2 separate regions of the Homo sapiens genome follow, and region 1 is linked to region 2. Evidence: chromatin loops called from intact Hi-C (ENCODE). Cell type or tissue: dorsolateral prefrontal cortex. All regions are shown on one strand. Links, peaks and the distances in the headings refer to the core of each region. The heading gives the core; the rest is flanking DNA.

Region 1 (8,100 bases), core at 1,824-4,323, 270 kb before region 2:
AGGCAAATGTAACGATAAGACCACAACTGGTGCATTCAATGAGGAAAATGCCTGGAGAGAGAGGTTCTGCTTCTGTAGCATGTCTGTCTGTGGCCTCTAAGCCTGCTTTCCGCCTCTGCTCTCCAAAGAGAGGCCAAGAGAGATTATGTGCCTGGTTTATTCTGGGTTGGAGACTTCCCGTCCTTTGCCGTGTTTACCCAAAGTGAGGTCAGCCTCATTCAGAAATTGGTGCGGTTGTTTTATGTCAGTGACATTTATAATTAAAATGTAGCCACAAGCCGGGATTGGTAAAACATTAGAGAAAGACAGAGAAGGGGAAAAATCGAATTTGGGGGAAAATAATTCCAGTGGTAAAAAATATATATATATGCATATACATATATATAAATATATATACACATCTATATATATATATATATATATATATATATATATATATATATACACACACACACACATATATGTAAATATATATGAAAAAAAAAACCTTATCTTAAAAGGTGTCTGCTTCTTTAAGGTCTGAAAAAGTTGTCTGGAAAATTTTGATACAGTCCAGAGACTGAATGACATATATATATACACACACACATATATATCATATATATATAGTATATATACACATATATATCATATATATATAGTATATGTGATATATTATGTGTGTGTGTGTGTGTGTATTTTAAAGTTTATGTATAAAAATCCTCTATGTAATCAGATGAGGGTTGTGGGGAGGAGGGCAAGGAGTCCTTCCCATCACATATGACCGAGGTGAGAGAACCCTGTCGCGGAGTACATTCCTGCCTGGAGACCTCCCCTTCTCTCTGACTTCTGGCAGTGGGGTCCAGCTCTCCCCATCGTGGTCATTTGAAAAACTGTTTTGACTTCGGGTCTATGTTGGTGGGGAATAAAGTGCCTTAACTGCTAGGTGCTGAGTGATCCCAACCAGAAAATAGAAGTCTGGACTCCCCTAAAGCAACAGGGCAGGAGGCATTTCATGAAGAGGAATCTGCCCTTTAGAAAGGGCTGCAAGGTAGGATTGTTTTGACCAGTGAACTCTGCTAGCGCCTTTAGGATGTGGCTTGATTTATAAATATTTGATTGGCACGCACTTTGCTTAAGAACATTTCCATTTGTGCAGTGAGTGGTGCCGGTAATTCTGCTCCCCACGTAGTCTCTTGCGTGCTTGGGGAGCTGAGGAGTTGTGGGTGTGGCAGGCAGCTGAAGGTTTGGAATGCTTGTGAGGAAATTATTCTCTAATTATTGTTGCAGTTATTAATCCCATTGAGGGATAAGTCATGGTCCCCCTTCACCTGAGAGGAAACTCCCCAGAAAGATCAGAGTCAATCACAGAGCAGACTTGCCCTGCCAGAGGAGTGAGATGGGGCGGGGCTTGCTGCACCTGTGTCTGGGCACATTATGCCTCTGTGTCAGGCCTCAGGGGCTTCAACCCAGATAGTCCCAGAGAAGCTGGGACAAAGAGTCACCCTCAGTTCTGCGAGCAAGCATAGCATTCACTTAATCTAACAGACTTGAAAGGTCAGCTGGTTAGGTGAGGAAGGCTCAGGAATCCCGGAAGAATGATGATCAATACCATTTTTTTTGAGCACTTATGTGCCTAGCAGTGTGCTAAACACTCTTACAAACATTATCACATTAAAACTCCTACGTTCCTATGAGTGGGTGCTGTTGTCATTCTTGTTTTTAAAACAAGGAAACTGAGGCACATTGAGAAGTAACTGTCCCAGGATGATACAACTGGTGAACAGCAGTGTTGGGACCCGACCTACACCCATCTGATCCATAACACAGATGTGTTTATTGAATCAGTTTGTGGGGCGGAACCACTGTCATGATGTTGGTGTCGGATGGTTGTGGGATACAGAAGGAGCCTTAATCCTGGAAGCAGAAGATGTGGTTGGTGCCAAGCCCTCCCAGTTAGGAGCTGGTCACGCCTGTCAACTGCAGTGTTCTTAGAGTGATAATAATTAGTAACTTCTCAAGGTTGTGGTTAGGTAGAAGTGAAGGAGTTCAGCATAATGCCTAGCACATATCAGGGCTCATAGATGTTTATTGAATATATTGTTGACTTTGAATTTAGCTGCCACCAATACAATTCAGTCACTTATCAAATTAATGTTTACTGGACATTTTACCAAGTGGCAGGCAATGTGCTAGACACAAAATTTGTAGTGTTGAGCAATGAGAGACAAAGTCCTTGTCCTCTAGGAGTCCAGTAGGAGGGAAAACCATTAAATAATCGCACAAATAAATGGAGAATTATAACCCTGAGGACAGCTGCATGGTACGTGAGACACTCCTCAATGCTTGTGTCCAAAATGGAACTGGCCATCTTCCCCTGGACCTGATCTTCTTCCAGGACCTCCCCCTCTCATGGTGACACCACTTATGTGTCCCCCTGAGCTGAAGCTTAGGGGACAACATGAACCTTCTCACAAACTGTGCCCATCAGCCCTGGAATCTATGCAGCACTCCCTGGCTGATTCTGCCTGGCCTTCCTAGCATGGCAGCGTAACCAATGTTCACAGTCCATATTGGTAATTGCCTGCAGCAGCGATCTAAGGAATGGAAATGGGACAAACCAAAACCACCTTCTCTGCAGGCTAGAAGTCCACCAGTAGAGACATTTTACTCAGGTCTCTATTAGAACAGCCCACACACAAGCATCTGCCCTAGGGTTATACCACTATAAGGAAGGTTAGGTACTTGGAAACTCATTCTCCTAGAGGTAGGAAGAAGATACATTTGCCCAGGAATGATCAATGACTTGGGGACAAAGAGAAGCCGTGAAAGGAGTTATTTCTGCCTTGTAGAGCTCAAAGGCATACGGTTCTATCTTGTGTGATTTGTTTAAATTTTTCGATTGGCTTTTAGAAACGCTCTTTCTGAAGGAAGTCTTAACGTGTGACTCTGTCACTTCAGTCTCTAATTATGCTCAAACTAGTGATCAAGGAATCAAAAATATCTCCTTGCCAGGCCGTGTGGATCACATTTAGTCAGGGAGCATCCGTCTCATGCCTGGCCGAGGCAATTCTGTTTCTGAATAACCCTTGAAACTCAGAAGGGCTCTGGCAGTACCACCACTGGGCAGAAGAGGGCAACAGAACCACATTCAGGGAGTACATCCGTGCCCAGGACTCCTCTCACCTGCAGAACCCTAGTAAATAGAAGTTTCGCCCTTGTGAGGCACACTGGGCAATGCTGCCATTCCCATTCCACAGGTGAGGAAACTGAGTCTCAGCGAGACTAAATGATTTTCCTGAAAATTATCTGGGAACACTAGAGACACTTCAATTTCTAGTCAGGAAAGGACTGGAAGCGTCCCAGGGCTGGGGGGCTTGAAGCTTCTTTCGCAGAGTTTGCAAACAGAAAGAATGCATAATGGCAAGAACGTTAATTGTCCAGGGCTGCTCCAGGTAGAAAGGGGCAGAGTAGGCTTGAACTCGAGCCTGCTGACTCTTCAGTGGAATATCCAGTTCCAGTACTGACAGGTACACGGATGGGCTTCTGGCCACCCACCCCACTTACTCTGATCTCTGTCCTCTTGGTCCTTGTTCTTAGTTCCAGAGTAAGCAAATAATAGGCCCACACAACAACTCCGAGTGTTGGCAGAGAGATGCTGAATCTAAGCCTGCATCTAGCCCCTTGACTTTCCTGGGTGGCAGTACTGTTAAAAAGAGGAGTCTGGAAGGTCCTTCAATACGACCCTGTGTTACCATATGCTAGGCTGATTATATGGAAAGCTTGATGATGATAACTGCAATATGAACCAACACGTGCTGTGCTGTTCCTCTGTGCCAGCCACTGTGCCAAGAACTCTCACTATATTATCTCATTTAACCCTCCCAAGAAACCTGTGAGGCAAGGAATATTAGTATTCTTTTTGTACAAATGAGAAAAGTGAGGGTGAAAGGTGCAGTTGCCCAAGTTCACTTGGAAAATAATCTGGCATTCCTTGAATGCAGAAATCCTCACCTGCACTCCCAGGGCTACGTTGTGCTGCTTTCTAGGGGCTCCTGACATCTTAAGTCAGGCGGCCAAATCCACTGTGGACTCCAGAAGTTGTGCCAGTGTTACACACCCAGAGTGCAGTCTGTTGTGCTAATGATGGAATGGCAACAGTTAAGCCATTTTCCATTGCTACAGAAATTCCAGTATTGGAGCCTTTTTTTACTCCAGAAGTCAAGGTTTCCAGAAGAGCTAGCTTAACCCCAAGGAACATATCATGAAGTTTGTCTTTCCTCTTGGGTTCTGAGGACCGGAGAGCATTCCCTACTTTTTCAGAAAATTGGTTAAGACGTATTAGGAACACTTAAAACCCAGAGGAATTAAAGCTTGTTCGTGTTGTGTGGGGCAGATCACGTGAGTTGTGTATCATGCCTGACACAATGGACTACAATCTAAGTTTGCTAATTTGCAGTGAATATTGCTTATGTATGCTATTTAACAAACTAGAGTCTTTTTTTTTTGCCTCATTCTGACACCTGTTTTTCACTGAGTATAAGACATTCAGCAAGCCCATTTGAAGATAAGCCATCAAAACAAAGCCCAAAAGAGCTAATTCTGCAGCTGCAAGCCCCAGCCTCAGCCTTCCTGCTCCTCATCTCCAGGGTCTGTGCAGTGGGTGGGGAGGAAGGAACAACGTCACCTCGTGTAAACGCCAGCATCCATCCCCATTACCTGTGCATCTGAGGGTACAGCGTGAGCACCAGCGAAGTGGTCATTTGTTCTTAGAGCCTGCAACCTCTGGTGCATGGTCCATGAATAATTAAGACCACCTGATGTATAAACCATCATGTCAAAGTGAGTGTTTTGCATTGCATTTTGAAGCCAGTCCTACAGAAACTTCCTTCCTGCCTGTCTTCTTCTATGTCTCCTGATTTTCCTTCTCTTGATTTGTGGCAAGTTTGACTCTTGAGATTGCTGACCCTCTAAGCAGGGACTGGATCTGACTTTAGGCTTCTTTGTAACCTCTGATGCTGCAGTGGGACTCAGGGAATCTCAGATAACATCACGATAGGACCTGGACACCTAATATCAAACATACACACCAATGCCAGAAGTACCAAAGCAGAAGGAAGAGATTTTTTTATACTTAGATAGTCAAGAAGATTCTTTTCTCTAGAGTCATACCTTCATTTGTCAACACCTCTGAGAACCGGGCTGCCAGGAAGTCCTGGAAGAGATATTCAGCATTTGGCGCTAGTCGCTCCTACTCTCCAGTTTCTATAAGGTCTGGAGAATGACTTTACCACTGCTGGTTACCACAGCCACATCTGCGTGATACGCAGAGGGAAAGCTGCATAATTTATGATGTGTAAGACTACGATTATGAACTGGGATTTCACAAATCAAGCCCAGTGGAAACATAACCAGGAGAGTCAGTTGACTTGAAACGGAGCCCACATCTCTGTGCAGGATTTACCACCATGCCTGTCTGGTTCATCCCATCATGAAGCGTGCAGGCCCCTGACTAGCCTTCGGGGCCAGATCTTTCACTAGTTACAGAAACCTGGGAAAACATACAGCAATTGAGCACCGGCAGCCCGTTCTGTTGGGTCAGCAGAGAGTGCTTTAAAAAACTTGAAATAGGACACGTTTGGGTAAGTGGTGGCCCCCACAAGTCCCTATTTTCTAAACCCAGACATTTTACGCATTTATGTGACTCCACCTCTGAATGTGTCATGCCTGAATAGAACCTTGGAGAAGCAAGTACCTGTACTTAAATGTGCACCTTCCTCCCACCTTGACTACAGAAGATGTCAGAAAGGGAAGGGGGGTGCCATAGAGATGGGCTTACTGTGCTGGTCGCTCCTGTCCCTTGTCCCATCCACTGTGCCATCCGGAAGGATCCTCAGGAAGTGGCCCCCGTTGCTACAGTAGAGGAGTTTGGGCTTCTTGTAATTCCCTGGAGGCAGATTAAACTTCTCGGTCAGGGCTGTGAAGGTGGTGATTTCCCCTTCAGCCATGGCTCAGCAGCTGCTGCTTGTGGCGCTTTCAAGACTGTAAGAAATTGAACAAACCTGTAGTCGGTTCTTCCAGCAAAGGCACAAAATGCACTTTGAAGAGAGGAAGGACAGCTCCAGGGCACAGGGTTCCCGGGTAGTGAGTAAGCACAGCCTGCCCAGGTGATGCCCGCAGTCCGCGGGCCTGTGAGGTGGCTGGTGGTTAAGGAAGGATGGTCCCAGGCCTGGGAGGGGTTTCCAGGGCATTTTTCTCTCTTCCCAATTGGACACAGCTTTGGACCAAACTGCATTTTTTAGAACTTCAAATTTAATCATCTGACCATGGGGAAAAGAATCATGTTTTGGTCCCTCCTTCTGGTCCACACACATCCTCAAATTAAACACCAAAGTTGCACTAAAATAACACCTAGGGTCTGGCTGAAACCCACAAAAGCTGAGAGGCCAGGACCAAGGTTCTGCCCTCCACCCTCACGTTGCGTTGGTGAGGTACCGCGAAGCAGATAGCACAGATGGCCTGGACGTTCGGGACCTGCAGCCAAAGGCACAGGAGGCCTTTCAGGGACACAACAGGGAAAGTAAAGGGTTAGTATGTTAAGGGAAGCTTCTGGATTTGCTGGGGGAAACAGAACTGGAACCAGGGAAAAAGGCACAGAGTGGGAGTAAGTGGGGTTTTTAAAGGGCAAATACCATATCAAAGGAAATGTTATGAGACAGATCATTATGAAGGCTATGCCTGGTTCCTGCCCATTCTGCAGCTTTCCACATAGCTTCATGTGGCACAGAGAAGGTGGGTCTGTCCCTTGCACGCAGGCTGTTTTCATCCTAGCTATTTTCTAATGTGAGATAGAACACAGAAACCACCATATTATATATAATATACCTTTAACATTATATGTAGCCACTACATACAAACTTATATTATTAATGTGAAAATGCATCACTTACACCTCAAAGGATTAAAAAACAAAACCAATGAGCATTAGAATTGGTTAAAACATATACTTGCCCCACCATTTAGGAGAAGGAAGTGCTGGTGACTCTAAAAACTGAAAAGAAAGAGGCCAAAAAGAGACCAGGAAACTAACGTGTGAACTGCACTTTTTTTTTTTTCTCCTGAGACGGAGTCTCTGTAGCCCAGGATGGAGTGCAGTAGCACGATCTCAGCTCACTGCAACCTTGGCCTCCCGGGTCCCAGTTCAAGCAATTCTCCTGCCTTAGCCTCCCAAGTAGCTGAGATTACAGGAATGCGCCACCACACCAGGCTAATTTTTATATTTTTAGTAGAGATGGGGTTTCACCATGTTGGCCAGGCTGGTCTTGAACTCATGACCTCGTGATCCGCCTGCCTCGGCCTCCCAAAGTGCTGGGATTACAGGCGTAAGCCACCGCGCCCGGCCTGGGAGCTGTACTTTGTAAGTGTGAGTAGTGAATGTGATCATCAATACATATTGATTATCAAGTGGTCTTAGAATAAAAATCATCACCCTCATCATTAACGTATTTTGGGCTACAGGTTATCTCAAGTAATCTCACCATAATCCCTTGAAGTGGACACTAATATTATCATCATTTTTAATAAAACCAAAGCTTACAGATGTTCAGTGACCTGCCCAAGGGCAACAGCTAGTAAGCGATGGAGCTGAATCGCAAAAGGAGTCTGGGAACAGAAAGCCCCAATTTGCCCTTGATCACCATGAAAAGGTTTAGTGACTTTATCCACACTAGTCTTTTTATGAGGAGTGGGGTTTTTACCCATTGCCTGACATGTACATCTGCCACCATTAACTTGTCATTCATATATTTATTTGTGACCCAAAGGTTGGCTAGTCTCCACCAACAGCCTCTCCTTTTGCCCCCATGCCATCTGTGAAACAGGACTCCATGCATCTCCACCTTCTCCAGGAGAAGCCCACCCCAGCAGCTTCGTGAGCATCATGGAAGACCAGCAGCTACCCTGCCTTCCCTGCACTAACCATCCATCAGTGCCTGTAGCAGCTGTGCGGAGCTGCTCTCATAGGAGATGGTTCCATCATAAATCAAGACACCAATTACAATAATTTGTCCTTATGACTTTAAAATGAGGGCTCATGTTGGAAGCCTCCATCTGTTTTCTCTG
Region 2 (8,100 bases), core at 2,380-4,879:
TCTTAACATCCAGTTCGTGCTTCTGATCCTGTGTTTACCACATTGTGTCCTGATAAACATTGTACCTGTCTGTGCCCTGTAGTAAATATGAGTTCCTCAAGGGCAGAGACTGGGCTTCCATGTCCCCAACATCAGGCAGTGTTGGAACCAAGTGGATGTTACACAGTCGTAGAATCTTAGACTAAGTGGGACCTTATTCCTCACCATCTGCAATTGCTCATTTGACAGATGAGAAAACAGGTCTTATTAAGGCTGATAGCAAGTAGTAGTATGGCTGGGCGAAGGACTTGGGGGTCCTGATTCCCAGGTGAGCAGTTGAGCACTTTCGTTTTATAAGCGACTACTTATGACTGCATTCTCAATCATGGATGTCCACTGGAATAACTTGGGGAGTTTGAAAAATACTGATGTCTGGGACTAAGTCCAGGGATTCTGAGTTAGTTGGAGTGTAGCCTAAACTTAGGGATTTTAAAAGCTTTCCAGGTGATTCTACTGTGTAGTTAAGGTTGAGAATCATTGACTTTAGGGGCTTGGCACACCTTTGTAAGCTTCAGAGACTTGCAGATGGTTTGTGGAGAAGACTTCAGTGAACCAATTAAGTAACATTGAATAACAATAAAAATCACAAAATCAAACAAATTAACACCGCAACACTCTAGTCTTAAATTTCACTCTTCTGAAATAAGTGATCTCCAAATTGAGAAAAAGGCAAATGGGAATAAATTTGGAGACTTGACTTTTTCTGTCCCTTACATTGTTCAGTTAGTTCTTTACTGTGTCCATCTGTGACTTCTGGCATTTACCCGGTTAGTTTCATTGCAGTGGACATGCATGTGGTTTAGGAAAAATAATGCTTTGTTGCAGCGAGATTCCTGGAATAATTAGTTGAGCGAAGAGTGATAAATGAATGACTTAAAAGGAAAAACTGTAAAATATTGTACTGCCTTAGAAAAGACCATAGAATCTTAGCGATGGACAATTCAGCCCACTCGTTTTGCAGATGACGAAATTAGAGCCCAGAGAGGTTAAATGTTTTGCCCATGGTCACACAGTTGGCAGCCAATCAAGAATTAATCCATTCATTCATTTAGTCGTTCAAATATGTTTGAGTGCTGCTTTGTCTCAGCACTCTTCTTTGTTTTGGGGATAGTGGTGGCAAAGTGAGCCTTTACAAGATACTGATGTGTATGTGTGTGTGTGTGCACGCATGTGTGTGTGTGTGTATAAATGTGTAGTGTGTAGTGGTGAACCAGAACACACTTGGTAGGGGAGGGAAGTTGAGTTATGTTGGTAGTCAGGGAAGGCCTCCCTAAAGAGGTGACCTTTAAGCTGAAATCTTAATTACATGAAGGAGCTGTCCCTGTAAGGGTTTGGGAACACAGTGTCTGAAAGAATAGCCAAATGCTACGGCCCTGAGGTGGGACGAGTTTGGTGCGTTTGAGGTGCATTGGAGTGCCAGTAGGTTGGAATGCAGGACCTGAGGGGTGAGCCCTGTGAGATGAAGTTGAGAGGCAGCCAGTAGTCAGGAGGCACAGGTGTCCTGGCTCTAGTCCAGTCCTGTCTTGGTAGAGCAACACAAAATCAAGCTTGGAAGGTTTTTATGCCATCAGATGTCCAGAGGTGTTTCTTTGTTTATTTGTTTTTAACCTAGACTCAGTGTTGATCTACTTTACCCATAACTTGGGTAAATGAATATTTGCAAGAAAATGTCACCGAAGCTTGTAACTTAGACCCCACTCTTTTACCAGTTCCCCTCTGCCCCTTCAGAGGATCGCTTACAGTTTTAGAGTTCCTCATTTTTACTTTTAAATAATCAGTATTAATCATGCATGGGAGGAAGATTATCATGTTTTGAAATGATGACAGTTTTGATTTGACATGCTATTAGTTCGAAGGTTGTAAACAGTTGACATGTACAACACTGCCTCCCCAAATTTTATTTTAAGACATGGGGAGGCATCTCATGCTGGAGCTGCTGTAATTCTTTACTGATACTGCTTTTGTGTCTTCTTTCCCTTACTCTGTTGTTCTTCACCAGATTGAGAATGCCAGCGAGGTGCTCATCACTCCCTTGGAGAAGTTTCGAAAGGAACAGATCGGGGCTGCCAAGGTGAGAATTTTGCAAGCTTTGGTCTGGATTTTAGGGTGAGAGGTCTGGAAAACATAGCACCTTTCTTTAAAACAAAGTCTTCAGAAATGTCTTCAGAAAATCGAAGCCCACCTTCTTCAGAAAATCTTAGGCAGAAAACTCTATAGAGCCCAACTCATCGGTTCTTTACGGGTGACTGAAGTACGACCATCTGAGCCGTCAACCCCGGAGGGGCCATTCTGGTATTTTGTTACCTCATTGTTCTGTGCTTGTTCATAAATCATCCAAAGGTAGAAACCACACCTCATTTGTGTTATTATAATAGATAGCTGTGTGCTTAGACAATTGTCTTTATTGAACAATACATTTGTTTTCGTGGAATTGTATTTTGTGGAGGTCCAGGACTTGCAGCCTAAGCAGGGGTTACAAATTTGTGCCCTGTGGGTACAGGGACTTTCTTTAAAAGGAGGCAGCTGGTACTTAGGTTTAGCTGATTTTTGTTGGGTCTGGAAATGGGCCCTCTCTTGCTGATTCTTTAAATGTTTCAAGACAAACTGAAAAGCCAGTTTTATGTGAAATTTCTTGTTGGCAAATAATTTTAAAATATATATTACCCATTGTGCAGGTCAAAAAATGACATCTGCAGGCCTGCTTCAACCTGGAGATCACCGTTTGTTATCACTGACCTGGAGGGACTGTAGCCTAAGCTTGACTAATTCTAATGTGTTCTTGAGAGACTGCAAAGGGAATCCTGTTCCTTTTTAAAAGGTGGATTCTCCAGGGCTCCTTTGCCCTGTAATAAATCACTAGGAGGGCTGGGCGCAGTGGCTCATGCCTGTAATCCCAGCACTTTGGGAGGCCTAGGTGGGCAGATCACGAGGTCAGGAGTTCGAGACCAGGCTGGCCAATATGGCGAAACCCCGTCTCTACTAAAATAGAAAAATTAGCTGGGCATGGTGGTGGGTGCCTGTAGTTCCCAGCTACTCGGGAGGCTGAGGCAGGAGAATCGCTTGAACCCAGGAGGTGGAGGTTGCAGTGAGCCGAGATCGCGCCACTGACTGCAGCCTGGGCAACAGAGCAAGACTCCATGTCCAAAAAAAAAAAAATCACTAGGAAACTCTAGCTGGTTTGACCTTCGGTAGAGTGTTAGAGGCTACCTGCAGAGAAGATGTTTTCATTGGAATCAATGAAAGCAAAAAGATTTCCAACGTTTTCTTCCTGTTTTTCTGGAACTGTGAGTCAATTCAGCTGCGGTCTCTTACGCCACCTGCAGGGGCTTTTGGGCAACACCACCCTCTTACTTTGTGTGGATTTTGCTTAGTTGCAAAATGAGGTATTCCTCACCCCTACAACACACACACCCCTGAGTGCATCTGCTTTCTGGAAATAGATATGATTAGGGCCTGCAAAAGATGATGTTTAGTCAGGGTCTTTCAGAGGGATGGTTGATTACAGTTTGAAAGAGGGACTGTGGCAAAGACTTTCTCCCAGTTTTAGAGTATTTTCTACTAATTTTAGTTTACACATTTATGAGGAAGTGGGAGCTCACTGGTGCTGTATCAGAGATTAAGGAATGTATAATTTACACAAAGTCTTATTCCACTAAGAATTCATACAGACTGTGAACCAGTCCAGTGATGGCAGTTAATAAGCCGTGAGCGAATGCTCCCTCAGTTCCTGGCAGTGCAGGCCCTGCCCGCAGGGCTCCTCTTGGTGGCCTTGGGGCCTGTGCCTCCCCACTCTTGAACATGCTTGGCAGTGGCTTCCGGGGGTTATGCAGAGCTTGGAGACTGAGGCAGAGCAGAGCTGTTTGTTGAGTCATCTTTTCAGTAGTTACTTCTCCTTCTGAGCACAGATGCCTCTCTCTCTGGCCTCTTCTCTCACTGGCTTGAGGGTTACCATGGTTACCAAGGAGGTGAGGCAAGAGTCTGAGTGAGCTCCCTTTGGGCTTGATACCAGTGATCTTAATGATAGGAGGAGCTACTGTCCCCCGGGGCGGCGGCTGGGGGGTGGTATAGATGGTGACATACTAGAATAAAAGAATTTAAGTAGTCACTCACCAAAGCATGTTTCCCCTCATGCATATTCTATTCTCCTATTCATTAAACCATGAATAATTATTGATTATTAAATAACTTTTGGATGATCACTAAAGAAGAATTGTGATGACATTTGGGTGATGTCTCATCCTTCCCCATTTGTCATTTTTTCCTCCTGGCATGTCCTCCTTTGCATCACTCCACACACACATACATTTATATCATAACATTATGTAAATTTAAGAGACAACAAACAAGCAAACAACAGATCCACTTCTAGGCGACCCAGGGAGCAGTCTCAAGAACATCTCAGAGCCAGCAAGTGCTCTTCAGCTGGTTTGGGTATTGGCCAAGTGGAGGTTCTGAACTCTGTCTGTGCCATGCTAAAATTACTTTTTCCTCCTCCTCCACTCTCTGGTGCTGCTTCGGTTGCCATAACAGCCTGTTGGAGAGTGCACCATGTGAAGGCTGCCAGGGAGGAAGATTCTTGGGCATTCTTATGCTAATGTGCTACTCTGGAGTAGGGCACGACCCCTGGTGCTTGACATAACCATGGCCCTAAGTTTCTATTTCCAAGTTTGAGGAAATTATTTTTTCCTGTATTAGAGGTACATTTGGAATGCTGGACTCTAGAATAAGTATAACAGACATAAGAGAGTAGCGTAGAGAGTGGGTCTACAGCTAGACTGTCTGAATCCAAATCTCACTTCTGCCATTTGCATGTAGACTTGGGGAGGTTACTAAACCTCTTCATGCCTGTTTCCTGATCTCTAAAATGGGGGTAATAATAAAACTTGCCTCGTAGAGTTATTATGAAGAAGAAGTGAGTGAACTCCTATCAAATGCTTAAAACGGTGTCTGTCGTATAGCTACCTGAACATGAGAACAAGGTTGGTCATGTAGTCATTCAATGTTAGTGATTATATTAGATACACACAGTTCATTTGTTTAAAAAATATGTGAGAGCCTGCTCTGTGCCAGCACTGTTCTGTGCCCTGATATTTGGTGGAGAACAAGGCAGGCGTGGTTGCTGTGCTCATGAAGTAGCTGGGGTGAAAGACATCAGACAAAAAGATACAAATAAATGTCTAATTTCCAATTGTAGTAGGTTCTTGGGACGGTTACCTTCATGGCACACAGGACATGGAAAGCAGGTGTGTTCTTGATAAGAAGGAGGCAGGTTTAGGTGATGAGCTCACCACTGTCACCACCATTGCTGACATTTATTGAGCACTTTCCATGTGGTAGGCACCCTGCCAAGCACTGTATGTGGTTTATTTCATTTAACCCTAGAAATCCTTTGAGGAGGGGGTGTTCTTATTTTTATTTTGTTATATGGTCCTTGAGCTGAAAGAAGAAACCCGAGCAATTATCTAATCATCCTCAATTTATAGTTGAGGAAATTGAGTCCTGGAGAGGGATGGTGATTTGTTTCTAGCCAGTCCATATTGAGTTGGGAATAAATTTTAGGATTCTAACTCAATCCTTGACTTAACTACCCCACAGTAGACTCTCTGGAAGGTGAAAACCATCTTGTGTCCTGAGTAATGGACACACTCTCCCATCTTAAGAACATTATCTAAGCTGTAGTACTTTTTTGCTGCAGAGGTCTTATTGCTGTTTTCTCAGGACAGAAACGGCTTCCCTTTCTCCTTATTTTTTTCTCTAACTTTGGGTGTCCTCTTAAACATGGAATGTGGAGGCACAAGTTGCCAGAATGTCCCAGAATGCCAGTGACTCATGTTCCCTGGCCTTTTCTCACCTCTGGCCAGCTGGACTGTCTGGGACCAGGATTCTCCTTTTGGAGTTGCTGATAAGGCTGGTGGGAGCGGATACATGTGAGCAGCATTTGGAGTTGGAGCCCCAGTTCAAAGTTGCTGGTTTCACTAATGGAAAAGAATTGCTTGAGTCAAGTCTCTTGCCTGTACCCTCCTCAAATTTGAAGGAGTAATGTGTCCTCAGGCTTTTTCTTCATTTGCTGCTAAATGTTTAATTGTTCTTGTATGTGAACAGTCTTTTAAGCAAAACTCAGATTCATGGAAATGAGTATGTGTCAGCTAAAATGGATATATGGTTATTCTGCCCACTCTGTGAGCATGTACCAGAGGAGTGGTATTCTGACATAGCGGAGCTTGTTAGGGCTCCGGGTGATGGCTTCTGGCTCCGAGTGTCCTGCCCCAGGGCATTTGCACTTGATGGTTCTGCTCTAGAAGGCTCTACTCTGCTCCTTCTGTATTTCACAGGTAGGTCTCAGCTCACATCTCCCTTCCCCAAATGATGCCTTTCCTGGGTGCCCTATCTACAGAATCTCTGTGACTGCGCCCTGTTTATTTCCTTTGTAGCACTTGCAGCAGTCTATAATTATGCTGATTATTTGTTTACTGGTTAATCATGGTTCTCCTACTAGAACATTTCTACCGTGAGGGTTGGGACCATTTTTGTCTTGTATTTCTGGTGCCTAAAGTAGAGCCTTACACAGAGTGGTTGCTGATTATAAATTTGTTAAAGGAATAAAGAGATGTGTCTGAGCTTCTTTATTTGGCCAGAAAATATTTTTTCTCTTCTAGGCTTTGGAGTTGCAGAAAAACATCCCTATGGGTTCAGGCTCCACATGAGTCAAAAGCAGGAATAATGTACCCAATTAGCAAATTTGATCCCGTTTATCAGCCAAGTGCCAACCTTCTTCCAGCTTCCTTGCCTGCTCTCCCCGTTGGAATGTGGAAGGAAGGCAGACTGCCTGTGACAATCTGTCTCAGCTGTGGTGGAGAACATGGGCTTTGGAGGCACATTGTCCTAGGCTCCAATCCCAGCTCTGTCACTCTCCGTGACTTTTCACAAGTTCACCTCTTTGGGTCCAAGTTTTCTTATCAGTCAAATGGGAGATAGAAATAGAACCACAGTGACCCAATGATTCAGTGGTGGGGAGCAGGGATTAATTATGGTAATTATTTTTCATTTTGAAGACAATAATACGGCTAATAATTTCTTAAAGAGAAGAGAAAAATAACTGTTACCCCATTACCATAACTCAGGTATTTGCCTATAAGTAAATTCCCACCTCATCTTTGTCCATAGGTAGACACACTCTATGTAGGATGCAGCAAGTTTATATAATGCTGTTTTACTTTTCTCTCTAGTTTTCCAATGACTAGTTATGCTTATTGGATGTTCCGTACTTTAATTATGCCAAACGCTATCCTTGGAAGTGATGTTGCTGCTGCTGCTTTTATTTTTCTTTTGCTAGCATAAATGGTGCCGTAGTAAACAAATGTGTGTGAAGATAATATTGTTGTTTTGAATTATTCCTCAGCTTAAAGACCTGCATGTGATATTAAGTGTCAAGAGATATTTAGGCTTACATACCAAGAAGTGTTTTTGGGACAGTATTAAGGCTGGATCTAGCCTTAGTCTAGACTTGTCTCATTCAAGCTGTGAGGATATCTTCCTTCCTTGGTGTTAGCTTCATAGGTACCCCCACTGCTGCTGCTCCCCAGCCCCCAACCCCTGGCTGCCTTCTGGCCTTGAATATCCTTGTGAGTTAGAAAGTAGAAATTTCTGTTTCACAAAGTTCTTAGAGGGGGAATCTTGGCTTTGCCACCATTAGATATTCGTATTTACCTCATTTCTGGTCTTGTCCTGGTTGGTGCCTCTCTGCTAGACACTCAAACTCAGGGGGCTGTTGATGGGTGGCTGCAGGATTTAATGGGCATTACCTGAAAAGTAGGAGCTGAGTCGTCATCTGTGTTCTGAGCAGAAGGATCTTGAGAGATGGAGGCTGCTTTTATTCCTGCAACGTGTTACTCTTTTTCTTTTTCTCTTCTCTTTTTTTGCCAGGAAGCCAAAAAGAAGTATGACAAAGAGACAGAAAAGTATTGTGGCATCTTAGAAAAACACTTGAATTTGTCTTCCAAAAAGAAAGAATCTCAGCTTCAGGAGGTAAGAGACTTTATTAGTATCCTGAATAAAGTGTTC

The links. A loop is a pair of places that touch in the nucleus more often than their neighbours do. Peaks named below come from ENCODE experiments on the same cell type or tissue, not always from the same donor. Only the 100,000 strongest peaks of a DNase experiment are listed, where the experiment ranks them.
Region 1: a loop joins it to region 2, with 3 times the contacts of the local background. A loop is called at or near these places in 39 of 110 quality-filtered maps.

The regions. Positions count from the first base shown.
Region 1 is chr5:142,608,141-142,616,240 of GRCh38, forward strand. FGF1 (fibroblast growth factor 1) reads right to left here. Exons shown (of 4, transcript NM_000800.5): 2 at 5,819-6,021. The coding sequence starts at 5,987. Among named protein-coding and RNA genes, the nearest start is that of FGF1, 74 kb to the right of the region's middle. In dorsolateral prefrontal cortex, for the core only: a CTCF peak has its summit at 3,097 (motif pointing right); a DNase peak (open chromatin) is centred at 3,101; H3K27ac peaks cover 1,269 bases.
Region 2 is chr5:142,877,336-142,885,435 of GRCh38, forward strand. ARHGAP26 (Rho GTPase activating protein 26) reads left to right here. Exons shown (of 23, transcript NM_001135608.3): 4 at 2,039-2,110; 5 at 7,963-8,064. Among named protein-coding and RNA genes, the nearest start is that of ARHGAP26-AS1, 12 kb to the left of the region's middle. In dorsolateral prefrontal cortex, for the core only: a CTCF peak has its summit at 3,358; DNase peaks (open chromatin) are centred at 3,356 and 4,009; H3K27ac peaks cover 1,464 bases.